Regions from separate parts of the Homo sapiens genome. Here region 2 is linked to region 1. A link is an interaction called in ENCODE POLR2A ChIA-PET data of the cell type or tissue named here. Cell type or tissue: OCI-LY7. All regions are shown on one strand. Links, peaks and the distances in the headings refer to the core of each region. The heading gives the core; the rest is flanking DNA.

Region 1 (8,338 bases), core at 141-8,140:
GAAGACCATCCTGGCTAACACAGTGAAACCCCGTCTCTACTAAAAATACAAAAAAAAATTAGCCGGGTGCGGTGGCGGGCGCCTGTAGTCCCAGCGACTTGAGAGGCTGAGGCAGGAGAATGGTGTGAACCCAGGAGGTGGAGCTTGCAGTGAGCCGAGATCGCGCCACTGCACTCCAGCCTGGACGACAGAGTGAGACACAGTCTCAAAAAAAAAAAAAAAAAAAAAAAAAAAAGCCAGGTGCAATGGGAGGCCGAGGTGGGCAGATCACCTGAGGTTGGGAGTTCGAGACCACCCTGACCAACATGGAGAAACCCTGTCTCTACTAAAAATACAAAATTAGCCAGGTGTGGTGGCACATGTCTGTAATCCCAGCTGCTCGGGAGGCTGAGGCAGGAGAATTGCTTGAACCCAGGAGGCGGAGGTTGCGGTGAGCCGGAGATAGCGCCAATGCACTCCAGCCTGGGCAACAAGAGCGAAACTCCGTCTCAAAAAAAAAAAAAAAAAAATTGGCAGGCTGTGTACACGATAAACCAAAATGGGGGAAAATTAAGGACAAAAAAAGACCCAATAAATTTGTCATTACCTTCCTGTGGAGTCAGATGCTATTATCTTTCCCTATTCCCAAATTATCCAACTGGGTGTCTTTTTGGTAGAGCCTTAGGCTCCAGAGAGGAAAATTAGGTTCATCATGAACCCCCTTTAGGGATGACACCTCATTTTTCCAAGGCTAATTCAAGATAGGTTAGTTAATTGATATAATTGATACAGGTTCCAGCCTGACCATGTTTCTTTATTTCTTTTTTTGAGACAGGGTGTCACTCTGTCGCCCAGGCTAGAGTGCACGGCTCACTGCAGCCTTGACCTCCTGGGCTCAAGCCATCCTCTCACCTCAACCTTCTGAGTAGCTGGGACCACAGGTGTCCACTACCACACCTGGCTAGGTTCTCATATTTTTTGTTTACTTGGGAGGCTGAGGTGGGAGTATCTCTTGAGCCTGGGAGGTGGAGGTTGCAATGAGCGAGATCGTACCACAGCACTCCAGCCTGAGGTGACAGAGCAAGGCCCTGTCTCAAAAAAGAAGAAAAAAGAAAAGACTGAAACTTTCTGGTCTTTCATGGGGCATAGAGGGAAGATCTGAGCAAGCACTCATCCTTCTGTGACTTGGAAATTGAATCCTGCATGACTTGGGGCCTTTCCCTTTTAAAGCTCAGTGATATTAAATGCTTAGAGCAGGTAACCCTGAGGAGCAGGAGCACTGAGAAGTTTCCACCAAAGGTTTAGATTCCATGCACTTGGGCCTCTAAGAGCCGGTTTTATGCCCTTCAGTGGCCTCAAGAACAGAATGACAGAATGAGGTCGATAGACTCCTTCTGACAGTTACATCTCCCTCCTTGGAAGAAAGAGGAGGAAAATAACAAGTAGCAATGCTTCCCAATTTTAGGAAGTGAAAAATAATGGCCAAGCACAGGTGGCTCACATCTGTAATCCCAGCACTTTGGGAAGCCGAGGCAGGAGGATCGCTTGAGCCCAGGAATTCAAGACCTGCCTGGGTAACATAGTGAGACCCTGTCTCTACACAAAATTTTTAAAAATTAGCTGGGCATGATGGCGCATGCCTTTAGTCCCAGCTACTTGAGAGGCTTCGATAAGAAGATCGCTTGAGCCCAGGAGGTGAGAGGCTTCGATAAGATCGCTTGAGCCTAGGAGGTCAAGGCAGCAGTGAGCTATAATTGCACCACTGCACTCCAGCCTGAGCGACAGACTGAGACTCGGTCTCAAAAAAAAAAAATTACTATTCATCCTAAAAGAAAGAAATCCTGTCATCTGCTAAAACATGGATAAACCTTAAGGACATTTGGCTAAGTGAAGTAAGATAATCACAAAAGAACAAATACAGATACTGCATGATTCCACTTATGTAAGGTATGTAAAGTAGTCAGACTCTTAGAAACAAAGTAGTATGGTGGTTGCCAGGGAACCAAGGGAGGGGGCAATGGGGAGTTGTTCAATGGATATACAGTTTCAATTTTGCAAGATGGAAAAGTTCCAGAGATCAGTTGCGCAAGGTGCGTATAGTTAACACTACTGTACTACTGTACACTTAAACATGGTTAAGATAGTAAATTTTATGCTACGTTTTTGACCACAAAAGAAAAAAGGAGGTGAATCGAATTACACATGTGCCAAGGGCTGGCTCGGTAATGAATCTTGGGGTGGAACCCTGTTTGTTGTGCAGGTGTACCCCACATGCGTGGCTCGGCAGGCTCCCCTGCCAAACCTCACCAGTCCACCTGGTCCACCTGGAACAGATTATCTGAAAATCTCGAAGCACCATCTTCACACATATTGGCCATTTTCCATGATACCCCAAACGGATTTTGTTCTTCAGAACTTTTGCAAATCAGTTATGCACTTCAACTCTCCAATAATAATGACAAAATTAGTAACTAGTATTTACTGAAAACTTATTCCAAAGGAATTACATCATATATGAGTAAGGTGAAAATTAACTGTAGTCAAACAACCTTTGAAAGTACCTTAAATTGCCAACAAAATACAACATACATGATCTAGTGTGAACCGCAGCCCTATACAGTAATTCCCAAGCAAACTTAAAGCTTTAGAATGATTGAGGTAGCTCAGAGCAAAAACCAAAAGGAAAGGTGATATGTAGATGTCTGGGCACTCACATCATTCTATCTTTAAGATAACAGAAATATTTTAAATGGGGAATCTGGGAGAGGGGTGGCTGAGTGAAAAATTTCTGCTGACCTGCAGGTTTTACTAAATTCTCTTTTAATATTAAAGCTCTATCAAAAGTCTGACAATTGACCGGCTGCAGTGGCTCACGCCTGTAATCCCAGCACTTTGGGAGGCCGAGGCGGGCAGATCACTTGAGGTCAGGAGTTCGAGACCAGCCTGGCCAACATGGTGAAACCCCGTCTCTACTAAAAATACAAAAATTAGGTGGGCTTGGTGGCGGTGCCTGTAATCCCAGCTACTTGGGAGGCTGAGGCAGGAGAATTGCTTGAACCTGGGAGGCGGAGGTTGCAGTGAGCTGAGATTGCACCACGGCACTCCATCCTGGGCGTCAGAGTGAGACTCGGTCTCAAAAAAAAAAAAAAAGGAAAGGTAGTATGAATGTCTGGGCATTCATACCATTCTATCTTTAAGGTAACAGAAATACTCCAAATGGGGTTTCGGGAAGAGGAGTGGCTGAGTGAAAAATTTCTGCTGACCTGCAGGTTTTACTCAATTCTCTTTTAATATTAAAGCTCTATCAAAAGTCTGACAATTGGCCAGGTGCTGTGGCTCATGCCTGTAATCTCAGTGCTTTGGGAAGGCGAGGCGGGCAGATCACCTGAGGTCAGGAGTTCAAGACCAGCCTGGCCAACATGAAACCTCGTCCCTACTAAAAACACAAAAATTAGCCAGGTGTGGTGTTGCACGCCTGTAATCCCAGCTACTTGGGAGGCTGAGGCAGGAGACTCGCTTGAACGCGGGAGGTGGAGGTTTCAGTGAGCCGAGATCGCGCCACTGCACTCCAGCCTGGGTGACACAGTGAGACTCCATCTCAAAAAAAAAAAAAAAGTCTGGCAGTTGAGGCCAGGCATGATGACTCAAATCTGTAATTCCAGCACCTTGAGAGGCCAAGATGGGAGGATCACTTGAGCGCAAGAGTTCAAGACCAGCCTGGGCAATATAGAGAGACCCCCTCCCCACAACGCTGCCATTCTACAAAATATTTTAAAAATTTAGCTGGGCATGGTGCTGTGCATCTGTGGTCCCAGCTACTCAGGAGGCTGAGGTGAAACAATTGCTTGAGCCCCGGAGTTCGAGGCTGCAGTGAGCCATGATCACGCCACTGCACTCCAGACTGGGTGACAGAGCAAGACCCTGTTTCAAAACAAAACCAAAAAAACTGACAATTGAGAAATGGTCATCAGCCAGTATCCCTGCAGTGCCAGACCCCATGGCAATGCCAGCCTTCACTGTCTTCAACATGGGAACAGCCTTCATGGTAGGAAAGAGAGCCTGGGACCTGATTATCATGTAAAGATAAATTCTCCACAGTGCAGAGCAGACAGGCAATTTACAGGTACCTGTAGCATAAAATTTAACAGCCATAAAAGAAGCTTTATCCATTTTGGAAACGGGGAAAAAAAACAAAGCTGAGTCTTTTGGAGAAGAAAGATAAAGTGAAATTTCATCTTTGATTTTCTCTGGGAAACATTGTAAACTAGTTAAAAGACAGACTGCAGAGGGAAGGAAACAATGAGAATTTCAGCTTTTTCTCTGTCCTTTTACTTGTTTATTTTAAATATATATGTAACTATAAAGCAAGAAAATGGAAGTCACTAGAGTTACATGTATCTACACTTGTATTTTTAGCTTTATATGAATAAACCTACAAAAAAAAAAAAAACCCCAGGCCAGGCGCAGTGGCTCACGCCTGTAATCCCAGTAATCTGGGAGGTCGAAGAAGGCAGATCACTTGAGCTCAGGAGTTCGAGACCAGCCTGAGCAACATGGAGAAGCCCCATCTCTACAAAAAAATGCAAAAATTAGCCGGATGTGGTGGGGCATGCCTGTAATCCCAGCTACTCGGGAGGCTGAGGCGATTGCTTGAGCCTGAGGGGCAGAGGTTGCAGTGAACAGAGATTGCTCATGGGTGATAGAGAAGACTCTGTCTCAAAAAGATAAATAAATAAATAAATAAATAAATAAATAAATAAATAAAAATTTTAAAAAACATAATAGTGAGTAAAACAAAACAAAATGCCGGATATGTACAAAATTTGTAAGTTTTGTGTAAACTATGAAAAATACCAGATAATACAGTTTGCATTGTTTTGTTTTGTTTTTGTTTGTTTTGAGACAGACTCTCGCTCTGTCGCCCAGGCTGGAGTGCAGTGGCACTATCTCGGCTCACTGCAACCTCCACCTCCCAGATTCAAGCAATTCTGCCTCAGTCTTCCGACTAGCTGAGATTACATGCAAGCGCCACCACACTTAGCTAATTTTTGATTTTTTTTGGTAGAGATGGGGTCTCACCATGTTGGCCAGGCTGGTCTCGAACTGCTGACCTCGTGTGATCCACCCACCTCGGCCTCCCAAAGTGCTGGGATTACAGGTGTGAGTCACCACGCCTAGCCCATTGTTGTTTGTGGATATACTTATCTATAGTAAAAATACAAGAATATGCATGAGAATGATAAACCCCAAGTTCAGGATAGAGGTTACCACTGGGAAAGAAAGGTCGAGAATGAGTTTCAAGGAACATACAAGGAACTTCAGTTCTAACAATAATGTTTTATTTCTAAATGGTGCATAGATGAGTGTTTATTATATTATTATTGTACTTTTTTCTGTGCCTGAAATGTGTCTTAGTTTTAAAAACGGGGGTGGCGGGAATTTGAAGCCTCTATACCTTCAATAATGTCTCTGTATCTTCCATAACGTTAATGGATATGTTTGTTGTTACAAGATTAAATCAAATGGTTTACGTTTTAGGAGGGCTGGGCCTTAAGATCAGCCTAAGATGAAGGTGCCTGCAATGTCTCTCTACTAGTGCTGCCAGCCACGTGCAAGGCACATCACATGCACAGTCTCTCATGTAACTCACACGAAAACTACATGAGGTAGATTCAATTATCCACTCTTTATAATTGAGGAAATAGGGACACAGATTAAGTAGCTTGCCTAAGAGCATACAGTATTACCTGGTGCCTGCAATTCTCTGAATTTGTCTCTCCACGTTTTCCAAAAGGTGATGTTTTGAAGACTGTGATAATATTGAATCATGTGACTGGAAAAACAGGGCAAATCACAAGTTAAAACACACCCCCTGTCTAACATGTGCAAAGCCCTCTCTGAGGAGTCTCATTAGCCTGGAGCCTGGTTCTAATGCACTAAGCCCTTTACCTTCCCTCCCCACTGGACCCCCTTTTTAATTGACATTTAATTGCCTGTGGTCAGATCTCCTCCAATCCCTGTGCCTCTGGGCCCCTGATCTTAGGGGACTTGGGGAGCTAGACCTATATTTTCTTGGATTTCCACTGACTTCCCATTAAATTATTATCCCTGGGTACAGTGGACTCCGTGTGCATGTGTTGCTTTATTTCGCCTTTAAAGCATACAGCTTTAATTGGGCAATCACAATGCCTTTCTCCCATTATCGTCAGCAGGGAAGTAAGTAATCAAGCTCCCCATCTTAAAACTTCGGTAAAATGAGGTCAGCAAGATGTGTGGTATTGACATGGCACCCAGCAAAGGAAAATGACTCTTGGTGGCTCACATTGTTGTGGGGCTTGTTTGCGTTGCTGTGCAGTTGTAATGGAAAATGAATAAAAATAAAAATCCCGGGGCCCTTTTTGGCCAGCACTTGGGAAGTTAATCCCACTGTCCTGGCAGAATTCCAGCTCAGGTCACTGCATTCAGCTGGCGGAAGCCTCCTTGTGCAGCTTTCAGTGGAAGGGGAACTCTGCTTTACCACTTTTCTCAGCAACATGTGCTGCAAATTAAGCAGCTGTCCCTTCCCCACCCTGGACAGGGCTGCATTTCGTGACTCAGAATGATCCTCTCTCCCCTTGCCACAGCGGGGAGTAGGGACAGATCTGGGATCAGGAAATTAAACTGGTCCAAGAACCAGTTGAGGAGATATTTGCTATAATAAAAATCTTTGTGGGTCTCTGAGTGCTTCTGCGCAGTCAGAGAATCACAGATTCCTAGCATTAAAAGGTTTTCCAGGAGTCGTCTAGTTTCTTTCTAAAACCCCATGCATACATTCCCTCCATTTGTTTTATAACATTTTATTATGCAAATTTAAAGTGTTTCTATACCTGAAGTACTTAGAAGTTTTCTCTCCCCTCCTCACCTATCTACTTTTTTTTTTTTTTGAAATGGAGTCTTGCTCTGTCACCCAGGCTGGAGTGTAGTGCCGTGATCTCGGCTCACTGCAACCTCCACCTCCCGGGTTCAAATGATTCTCCTGCCTCAGCCTCCCAAGTAGCTGGGATTATGGGCATGTGCCACCAAGCCCCGCTAATTTTTGTATTTTTAGTAGAGACAGGGTTTCGCCATGTTGGCCAGGCTGGTCTCAAACTCCTGACCTCAAGTGATCCACCCACTTTGACCTCCACACCTATATAGTTTTGTTGCTTCTTTTCATTGTTTTACAGACTTTTAAAAAAATGTTTAACACTCTTTCCAATATGAAATGTATTGCATTTCTTTTCTTTTCTTTTTTGAGACAGAGTTTCACTCTTGCTGCCCAAGCAGTGGTGCGATCTCAGCTCACTGCAACCTCTGCCTCCCGGGTTCAAGCGATTCTCCTGCCTCTACAGGCACCTGCCACCATGCCTGCCTGGCTAGTTTTTTGTATTTTTAGTAGAGACGGGGCTTCACTATGTTGGCCAGGCTGGTCTCAAATTCCTGACCTCAGGTGATCCACCCACCTCAGCCTCCCAAAGTTCTGGGATTACAGGCATGAGCCACAGCGCCCAGCCGGATTGCATTTCATGGTGTTAGAAATAGATCCAAGCTAATTCTTCTCCCTACAAATAATCTTCTATTCCCAAAGATGTTTATTGAATAGTGATTTCTAATTTGTGTGACTTAACCTCTCTGAGAATCAACTTTCAGTACCTGGAAAAATAGGAATGATAATGATACGTACCAGACAGGCTTGTCCTAAGGATGCACTAAGACAACATGTGAAAAGGTCCCAGCACATTGCATGCATGGCAAATGCATGTCTATTAAATGGTGTCTTCCTTTTTGTCCCTTCCTTCTTTTGATTTATTTATTTATTTATTTTTATTTTTTGAGACCGAGTCTCGTTGTGTCACCCAGGTTGGAGTGCAGTGGAGCAATCTCAGCTTATTGCCACCTCCACCTCCCGGGCTCAAGCAATTCTCCTGCCTCAGCCCCCCAAGAAACTGGGACTACAGGTGAGCGCCACCACACCCAGCTAATTTTTGTATTTTTAGTAGAGAGAGGGTTTCACCATGTTGGCCACTCTCATCTCAAAGTCCTGATCTCAAGTGATCCGCCCACCTCAGCCTCCCAAAGTGCTGGGATTACAGGTGTGAGCCACCACACCCGGCCTCCTTCCTTCCTTTTTTTTTTTTTTGAGGCAGAGTCTCTGTCACCCAGCCTGGAGTGCAGTGGCATGATCTCTGCTCACTGCAACCTCCGCCTCCCGAGTTTAAGGGATTCTCCTGCCTCAGCCTCCCAAGTAGCTGGGATTACAGGCGCATGCCACCATGCCCAGTTAATTTTTGTATTTTCAGTAGACATGGATTTCACCATGTTGACCAGGCTGGTCTCAAAC
Region 2 (8,338 bases), core at 46-8,045, 66 kb before region 1:
CTTCTCTCCCTCATGTGTGTGTGTTCTGGCTTATGGTTTAGTTTTAGCCTTTTAACTCTACTATTCATTATTTATTTCTTTAGATGGCATCTATTAATCCCCACTGTGAGAAGTCATGAAATTGATATATTTCTTGTTCCTCCTCCCTTCCTTCCCTCTCCTCTAGCACCTGATTTTAGTAGATCGTATTGTCTTAGTGTTTGCCGTTATACCTTGAATACACTTATAGTATGACTTGTTAGCTTTAAATGATATTCTTTGACATTCCCCCACCCACCTCTAGCAATTAAAAAAATGAGGAAACCAGCTTACTTACTCTGCCTTCCACCTTCTTTTCCCTTTCTTCTTCCTGAAGGCTTTGTTGTATCATTTCTATCTTGTCACTGCATATAACATTTACATTCTCCTCTGTTACCCTACTTCTCGCTTTGGTTTTCAGCTCTAGACCTGTAATTATTAGATCCAGCGCTCATTACCAATTCACTGACTGCCCTTTGTCTCACTTCTCTTTTGATTGCCTGGAACTTGTCCTCTAGTTGAGTCCTCCAAAAAGACTCATAAGAACAATATTCCCTGATGAGTTCTTGCATGTTCTAGTTTATTGCCTAAACATTTCAACAGCCGTTTGACTATTAGATCATGCTTTCTTTCCTTGAGGATTTTTTTTAAGTGTAGCTCGACAATCTTCTAGGGTTAAATGTAGCTATGGAGAGATCTGAGGCCAACTTAATTTTTTTGGTAACTCGATCTTGAAAAGAATGTCTATTTTCCAGTTGTTGAGTACAGGGTTCTCCCTGTGTTCATCAGATCAGGCTTATAAAAGCGGTGTTCTAAACTTCCTAGTGAATGGGTAAAATGTTTCACGGAAACTTTTTCAGATGAAAAGAGTTATGTAGATGGATGGTGGTAATGGTTGCCCAACATTATGAATGTGCTTAATGCCAACTGAATTGCACACTTAAAAAATGGTTAAAATGGCAAATTTTGTTATGTGTATTTTATTACAGCAAAAAACCAAGACAGACCAGGTGTGGTGGTTCATGCCTGTAATCCTAGCACTTTGGGAGGCGAAGGCGGGTGGATCACTTGAGGTCAGGAGTTCGAGACTAGCCTGGCCAACATGGCGAAACTCTGTCTCTACCAAAAAATACAAAAATTAGCCAGCTATGGTGGCACACACCTGTAGTCCCAGCTACTCGGGAGGCTGAGGTGGCAGAATCGCTTGAACCTGGGAGGCGGAGGTTGCAGTGAGCTGAGATTATGCCACTGTGCTCCATCCTGGGTGACAGAGCGAGACTCCGTCTCAAAAAAAGAGAAAACAAACAAAATCTTCCTGGTTAAAAAACAAAAACCAGCCCAGGGTAATAGCACATGCTTATAGTCCTAGCTACTCAGGGGGCCAAGGCAAGAGGATGACTTGAGCCTAGGAGTTCAAGACCAGCCTGCACAACACAGTGAAACCTTGTCTTTAAAAAAAGAAAGAAGGAAAAAAACTTCCCGTTGAATTTTATGTTCTGTCTTTATTTTTAAACTTTATTCCTTATTATGGTACGTAATGGTTTTTGCCTTAGAGTATTATTTTGTCTACTATTAAAGCATATATGCCAGCTTTCTTATGATTAGTATTGCTTCTTATTTCTGTTTGCTTTCAGCTTCCTATGTCCTTATTTTTGTCTTATGTATGTCTCATAAATAGCATGTAGGGCCAGGCAGCAGTTGCTCATGACTGTAATCCTAGCACTTTGGGAGGCTGAGTTAGGAGACTCTTGAGCCCAGGATTTCAATACCAGCCTCGGCAACATAGCAAGACTCCATCTCTACAAAAAGTAAAAAAATTAGCTGAGCATGGGAGCACACATCTATAGTCTTAGCTATTGGGAGGCTGAGGCAGAAGGATAGCTGGAGCCCAGGAGTTCGAGGTTGCAGTGAGACCTGATAGCACCACTGCATCCAGCCTGGGTGAAAGAGTAAGACCTGCACTCTAGGTAGATAGATAGATAGGTGAGTGGGTAGATAAGTAGATAGGTAGGTAGGTAGATAGATAGATAGATAGATAGATAGATAGATAGATAGATAGATGTATTTTGTGTGGGTGTAGTTTCTTACATCCAGTTTGAGAATCTGTCTTTTAAGTGGTAAGTTTAATCTCATTTATGTTTACTCTAATTTTTGAAGCATTTGAATTTTTTTCTATTTTGTACATCCTGTTATTTACTGTGTTTTCTCTTTGCTTTTTTTTTTTAACCATCCATTGTACCAATCCTGTTTTCTTTTCTCTTTTTTCCCTTTTTTCTGTTTTTTTATCTTCTATTCTGATATTATTTATTCTTAGGTTTTTATCATATATATATATATATATATATATATATACCTCACTTAACAAAGTCTAAAGTTGTTAACATCTCCACAATACAGGAACCTTAGAATAATTTGACACCCTCTTCTACCTTACATGTGCGTTGTTATCCTCCGGCATTTTTTTTATTTATTTGTTTGTTTTGTTTATTTATTTATTGAGATGGAGTTTCACTCTTGTTGCCCAGGCTGGAGTGCAATGGCGCAACCTTGGCTCACCGCAACTTCCGCCTCCTGGGTTCAAGCAATTCTCCTGCCTCAGCCTCCCGAGTACCTGAGATTACAGGCATGCACCACCACACCCGGCTAATTTTGTATTTTTAGTAGAGATGGGGTTTCTCCATGTTGGTCAGGCTGGTCTCGAACTCCTGACCTTAGGTGATCCGCCCGCCTCAGCCTCCCAAAGTACTGGGATTACAGGCATGAGCCACCGTGCCCAGCCCTTATTTCTTTATTTGTACATCTCTAAAAGTAGTTGTTATGGTGGTTGTTAGTATTATAATTACAACTTTATATAATCATTTCCTGTTTAGATTTACCTATATATTTAGCAGTTTTCACCATCACTGCTTGTATTTTACTCCTTATTTCTGGATTCAGTTTTCTTTTTCCTGAAATACAATTTCCTTGTTTTGTGAGTGTGCGCGTATGTGTGTGTTTAGTGTTCGCAGTAAAGAATCATTACAATAAGTAAGCCATCTTTTTTTTTTCTTCTTTTAAATAATGGCTTGGTCAGAAAAAAAAAATTTTCATGCTTTCTTTTATTTTGTTGAAGGGTCGGCTATCAGTTTATCATTTATTTTTAGGTAATATCTTCCCTATAACTGGTTTTCATATTTTTATCTTTTTCTTTGGTGTTGTCCAGATTTCAGTACCATGTTTTGAGTGTATATTTAGTTTTATTTACTTTTCTGAATTTGTGTTTTGTGTCTTCCATGAATTCTGGAAAAAGTCTACATAATACTTTCAGATATTTTCTCTCCCATTTTTTGCGGTCTGTTTTCCAGCTACTCATACTAGAGATATGTTAGAGGTATTTATTCTGTTCCCTGTTACTTCATCTCACTTTCATATTTTTGTCTCTCTGTGTTGAATTCTAGATAATTTCTTCAGCTCTGTGTTTTAGTTCATTCTTTTATTTCCTCAGAGGTGTCTAATATTGTTTATTTCATCCACTTAATTTTTAATTTCAATGACTGTCTTTTTCATTTTTATTTTTTCTCACTTTTTCTTTCTTTCTTTCTTTTTTTTTTTTTCTTGAGACAGAGTCTTGCTCTTCGCCCAGGCTGGAGTGCAGTGTTGCAGTCTCAGCTCACTGCAACCTCCGTGTCCCGGGTTCAAGCCATTCTTCTGCCTCAGCTTCTTGAGTAGCTGGGACTACAGGCATGCGCACCACGCCTGGCTAATTTTTGTATTTTTTGTAGGGACAGGTTTTCACCATGTTGGCCAGGATGGTCTCAAACTCCTGACCTCAAGTGATCCGGCCACCTCCGCCTCCCGAAGTGCTGGGATTATAGGCATGAGCCACCGCACCTGGCCTCACTTTTTGTAATCTTTTGTTTTCAGTTCCTCCTTTATAGTTTTTATTATTTTAAATATACTTATTTAGTTGGCTTATTTCTAGTATCCAAAGTTCCTTTAGGTATGGTCCTGTTATTTATATCTTCTGATTCTCACTCCTAATGAATTGATTTTTCCCTTACATGTTTTATACTTTGGGACTGTGAGCTTTCATTAACAGAGCTTTGTCTCTTGAATCCTGGCAGCCAGGATGGAAGGTGTACACCTCTACAGTGGTTTTTCAGTTTTTCTGTTTTAGAAATATCACAAACTTGGAGCTAATATTGAGTTAATTTCTCAGCTTGGAAGTTCCTAGACCATGTAGATAGGGTAAATTCAAACTCCAAAGCTGCCTGAGGACAGCTATGATCACTGTCACAGCTGCATAGTGATCCGTTTGACCATAAGATTTGCGACCAAAAAAAGGATTTTATCAACTATAGCACCTTCATCTCAAGAGACCAGCAGCTACCTAAGTACGTAGGCTCTGCAGCCCCTTTTCCCACTTTGGATGTGACTTTCACCTTTGAGAGCCTTGGGTGTCTGTAAGGTCACTTTGATACATAGAAGCTACATCCCCTTTCTTCCAACAATCTTTTATTCTGTACTAGTGACCCCAGCCCAGATGCAGTCCCACACAACAAAGGCAGCATACACATTACTCATCTGTGCTAACTATCCTGTTTCTAAGGAAACCGTGCAGCAGGAAACCACGGTCATGAAACCAAGGTCATTCTCGGGATGGTGTTAACCCTTTACTCACAGGTTCACAAGTTGAAAACAACTTAAGGTTTACTATGGGGTCCTCAGTTCTAACTTCCCACTCTGCATAGACCCAAGGCTTTGCATCTGCTCTGCCTGAACATTAAAATCACTGTGTTACCAAGACTGACCATTCCCAATTCCTTTCACCAAGGGTAGCCATAATGTTACCCTTTCTTTTTGGTCCTGTTAATTTCTTTTATTTCTTTGAGAGTTCAGTTCAGCTTGGGATCTGAAAGGATGTTGCTCTGTCTTACCAAGCATTTGTAGATGCAGGCATGCATCACTTAATTATGAGGATACGTTCTAAGAAATGCATAATTGAGTGATTTCATCATTGTGCAAACACCATAGAGTGTACTTACACAAACCTAGATGGTATAGCCTATTCATATCTAGGCTATATGGTAGATATATTGCTCCTAGGCTACAAACCTGTACAGCATGTGACTATACTGAATACTGTAGGCAGTTGTTACACAATGGTAAGTATTTGTGTATCTACACCCATCTAAACATAGAAAAGGTACAGTAAAATTATGGTATAAAAGATTTAAAATGGTATGCTTTATAGGGAACTTACCATGAATGGAGCTTGCAGGACTGGAAGTTTCTCCGGTTGAGTCAATGAGTGAGTGGTAAGTGAATGTGAAGGTCTAGGACATTACTGTACACTATGATAGACTTTGGAAACAGTGTACACTTAGGCTACTCTAAATTTATGTAAAATATTTTTTTAAAAAAATAAAGTAACCTTAGCTTACCGTAGCTTTCTTGGCCGGGCACGGTGGCTCACGCTTGTAATCCCAACACTTTGGGAGGCTGAGGCAGGCGGATGACGAGGTCAGGAGTTCCAGACCAGCCTGGACAACATAGTGAAACCCCATTTCTACTAAAAACACAAAAAAATTAGCTGGGTGTGGTGGCACATGGCTGTAATCCCAGCTACTTGGGAGGTTGAGGCAGGAGAATTGCTTGAACCCGGGAGGCGGAGGTTGCGGTGAGCCGAGATCCCGCCACTGCACTCCAGCCTGGGCGACAGAGCAAGACTCTGTCTTGAAAAAAATTAAAAAAAACTTTTCTTACTTTATAAACTTCTAATTAAAAAAAAAATTGACTTTTTTGTAATAACAGCTTAAAACACAAGCACATTGTATAGTGGTATGAAAATATTTTATTTCTTTATATCCTTCTTTTATATGCTTTTTTCTATTTAAAAAAATTTTTTTGGCCAGGTGCAATGACTCATGCCTGTAATCCCAGCACTTTGGGAGGCCAAGGCGAGCAGATCACCTGAAGTCAGGAGTTCAAGACCATCCTGGCCAACATGGTGAAACCTTGTCTCTACTAAAAATACGAAATTATCTGGTCATGGTGGCACATGTCTGTAGTCCCAGCTACTTGGGAAGCTGAGGCAGGAGAATCGCTTGAACCCGGGAGGCAGAGGTTGTAGTGAGCCAAGATCGTACCATTGCATTTCAGCCTGGGCGACAAGAGAAAGCTCTGTCTCCAAAAAAAAAAAAAAAGGTGAAAAATTTTTGTTTTTTGTTTTTTTTTGAGACAGGGTCTTGCTCTTGTCGCCCAGGCTGAGTGCAGTGGCACCATCATGGCTCACTGCAGCCTCAACCTCCCGGCCTCAAGCAGCTCTCTCACTTCAGCCTAAGGAGTAGCTGGGACCACAGGCACATACCACCAAGTCTGGCTAATTTTTATTTATTTATTTATTTATTTATTTTGTAGAGGTGGGGTCTTGTTATGTTGCCTGTGCTTGTCTCAAACTCCTGGGCTCAAGCGATCCACCCGCCTTGGCCTCCCACAGTGCTGGAATTACAAGATTGTGCCACCACACCCAGGCTTTTTTCACTTTTTAAACTTTTTTGTTAAAAACTAAGACACACACCTAGGCCTACACAGCGTCAGGGTAATCAATATCACTGTCTTCCACCTTGAAACATCTTGTCCCACTGAAAGGTCTTCAAGAGCAATAACACACATGAAGATGTCATCTCCTGTAACAATGCCTTCTTCTGGATGCCTCCTGAAGGACTTGCCTGAGGCTGTTTCACAGTTTATTTTTTATAAGTAAAAGCAGTACACTCTAAAATAACAATAAAAAATATAGCATAGTAAATACATAAACCAGTAACATAGTAGTTTATTATCATCAAGTATTATATACAGTACATAATTGTATTGCTATACTTCTATACAACTGACAGTAGATTGGTTTACACCAGCATCACCACAAACACATGAGTAATTTGTTGCACTATGGCATTATGATGCCTATGATATCACTAAGGTGAAAGGATTTTTTCAGCTCCATTATAATCATATGGGACTGCCATCATATATGTGGTCCGTTGTGACTGAAACATCATCCCATGCATGACTGTACTTTTAGCATTTCTAGGTGTTTGTAGCAGGAGATTTTCAAATTATCCCATTCAAAATACTACATTAGAAGAAACTTTGAAACAACTTAAAGAAAACAAAATTTAAATTTCCTCCCTGCCCCCTTGCAATAAAGAAACTGCTTAACCTGAATTCAAATTGTGATTCCACCTTTTTTTTTTTTTTGAGATGGAGTCTCACTCTGTCGCCAGGCTGGAGTGCAGTGGTGTGATCTCGGCTCACTGCAACCTCCACCTCCCAGGTTCAAGTGATTCTCCTGCCTCAGCCTCCTGAGTAGCTGGAACTACAGGCACGTGCCACCATGCCCAGCTAATTTTTTTGTATTTTTAGTAGAGATGGGGTTTTACCATGTTGGCCAGGATGGTCTCAATCTCTTGACCTCATGATCCGCCCACCTGGCCTCCCAAAGTGCTTCAATTACAGGCGTGAGCCACCATGCCCAGCAGACTCCACCTTTTCTTAGCAGTATAATCTTTGGCAAGGTACTTGTTCTCCCTGAACTTTCTGCAAGCATTATATGGTGGTATTAATATCTCTTTTGAGGTGCCGTTTTGAGATTTAGTTATTGTCAGTGGTACATTTCAAACACCCTAGAATGTTTTACGAAGTTCTTCTAATTAAGCCCCTGCCTAGGTCTTCAGCCTCCCCTCACCATTTCCCAGAAATAAACCAGCATAGGCTGGGTGCGGTGGCTCACGCTTGTAATCCCAGCACTTTGGGAGGCCGAGGTAGGTGGATCACCTGAGATCAGGAGTTCAAGACCAGCCTGACCAACATAGTGAAACCCCATCTCTACTAAAAATATAAAAATTAGCCAGGCATGGTGGCACATGCCTGTAATCCCAGCTGCTTTGGAGTCTGAGGCAGGAGAATCGCATGAACCCAGGAGGCGGAGGTTGTAGTGAGCCAAGATCGCACCATTGCACTCCAGCCTAGGCAGTAGAGTGAGACTCCGTCTCAAACAAACAAACAAACAAAAGAAATAAATAAACCAGCATAGTAAACTACTTATAAGTTTCTTAATTATTCTTGTTCTCTGTAGCTTTCAATCCTTTATACATAGTGTTCCTTTTTTTTAAATACTGTCTTCCCCTTGTTCATCTTCCACCTAACTGTTCTTACTAATCCTTCGTGATTAGCTTAGATATCAATTTCTCCAGGAAATTGTCCCCACTGATCCCCAAGCCTGGGTTAGGTTCCCGGGAGTCCTGTGTGCCTTCTGTAACACCTTGTGTTTTCCTATCAT

What was found. ChIA-PET counts read pairs that join two places held together with the same protein. Peaks named below come from ENCODE experiments on the same cell type or tissue, not always from the same donor. Only the 100,000 strongest peaks of a DNase experiment are listed, where the experiment ranks them.
Region 2: POLR2A ChIA-PET joins it to region 1 with 16 read pairs; 5 of 35 experiments call an interaction of 5 or more read pairs at or near these places.

Annotation. Positions count from the first base shown.
Region 1 is chr12:110,260,922-110,269,259 of GRCh38, forward strand. No RefSeq gene overlaps it. Among named protein-coding and RNA genes, the nearest start is that of ATP2A2, 16 kb to the right of the region's middle. RefSeq lists an enhancer at 8,179-8,338. In OCI-LY7, for the core only: no CTCF peak of the experiment used is centred there; no DNase peak of the experiment used is centred there.
Region 2 is chr12:110,195,215-110,203,552 of GRCh38, forward strand. The region is part of intron 14 of IFT81 (intraflagellar transport 81); the gene reads left to right. Among named protein-coding and RNA genes, the nearest start is that of IFT81, 75 kb to the left of the region's middle. In OCI-LY7, for the core only: no CTCF peak of the experiment used is centred there; a DNase peak (open chromatin) is centred at 4,607; H3K4me3 peaks cover 781 bases.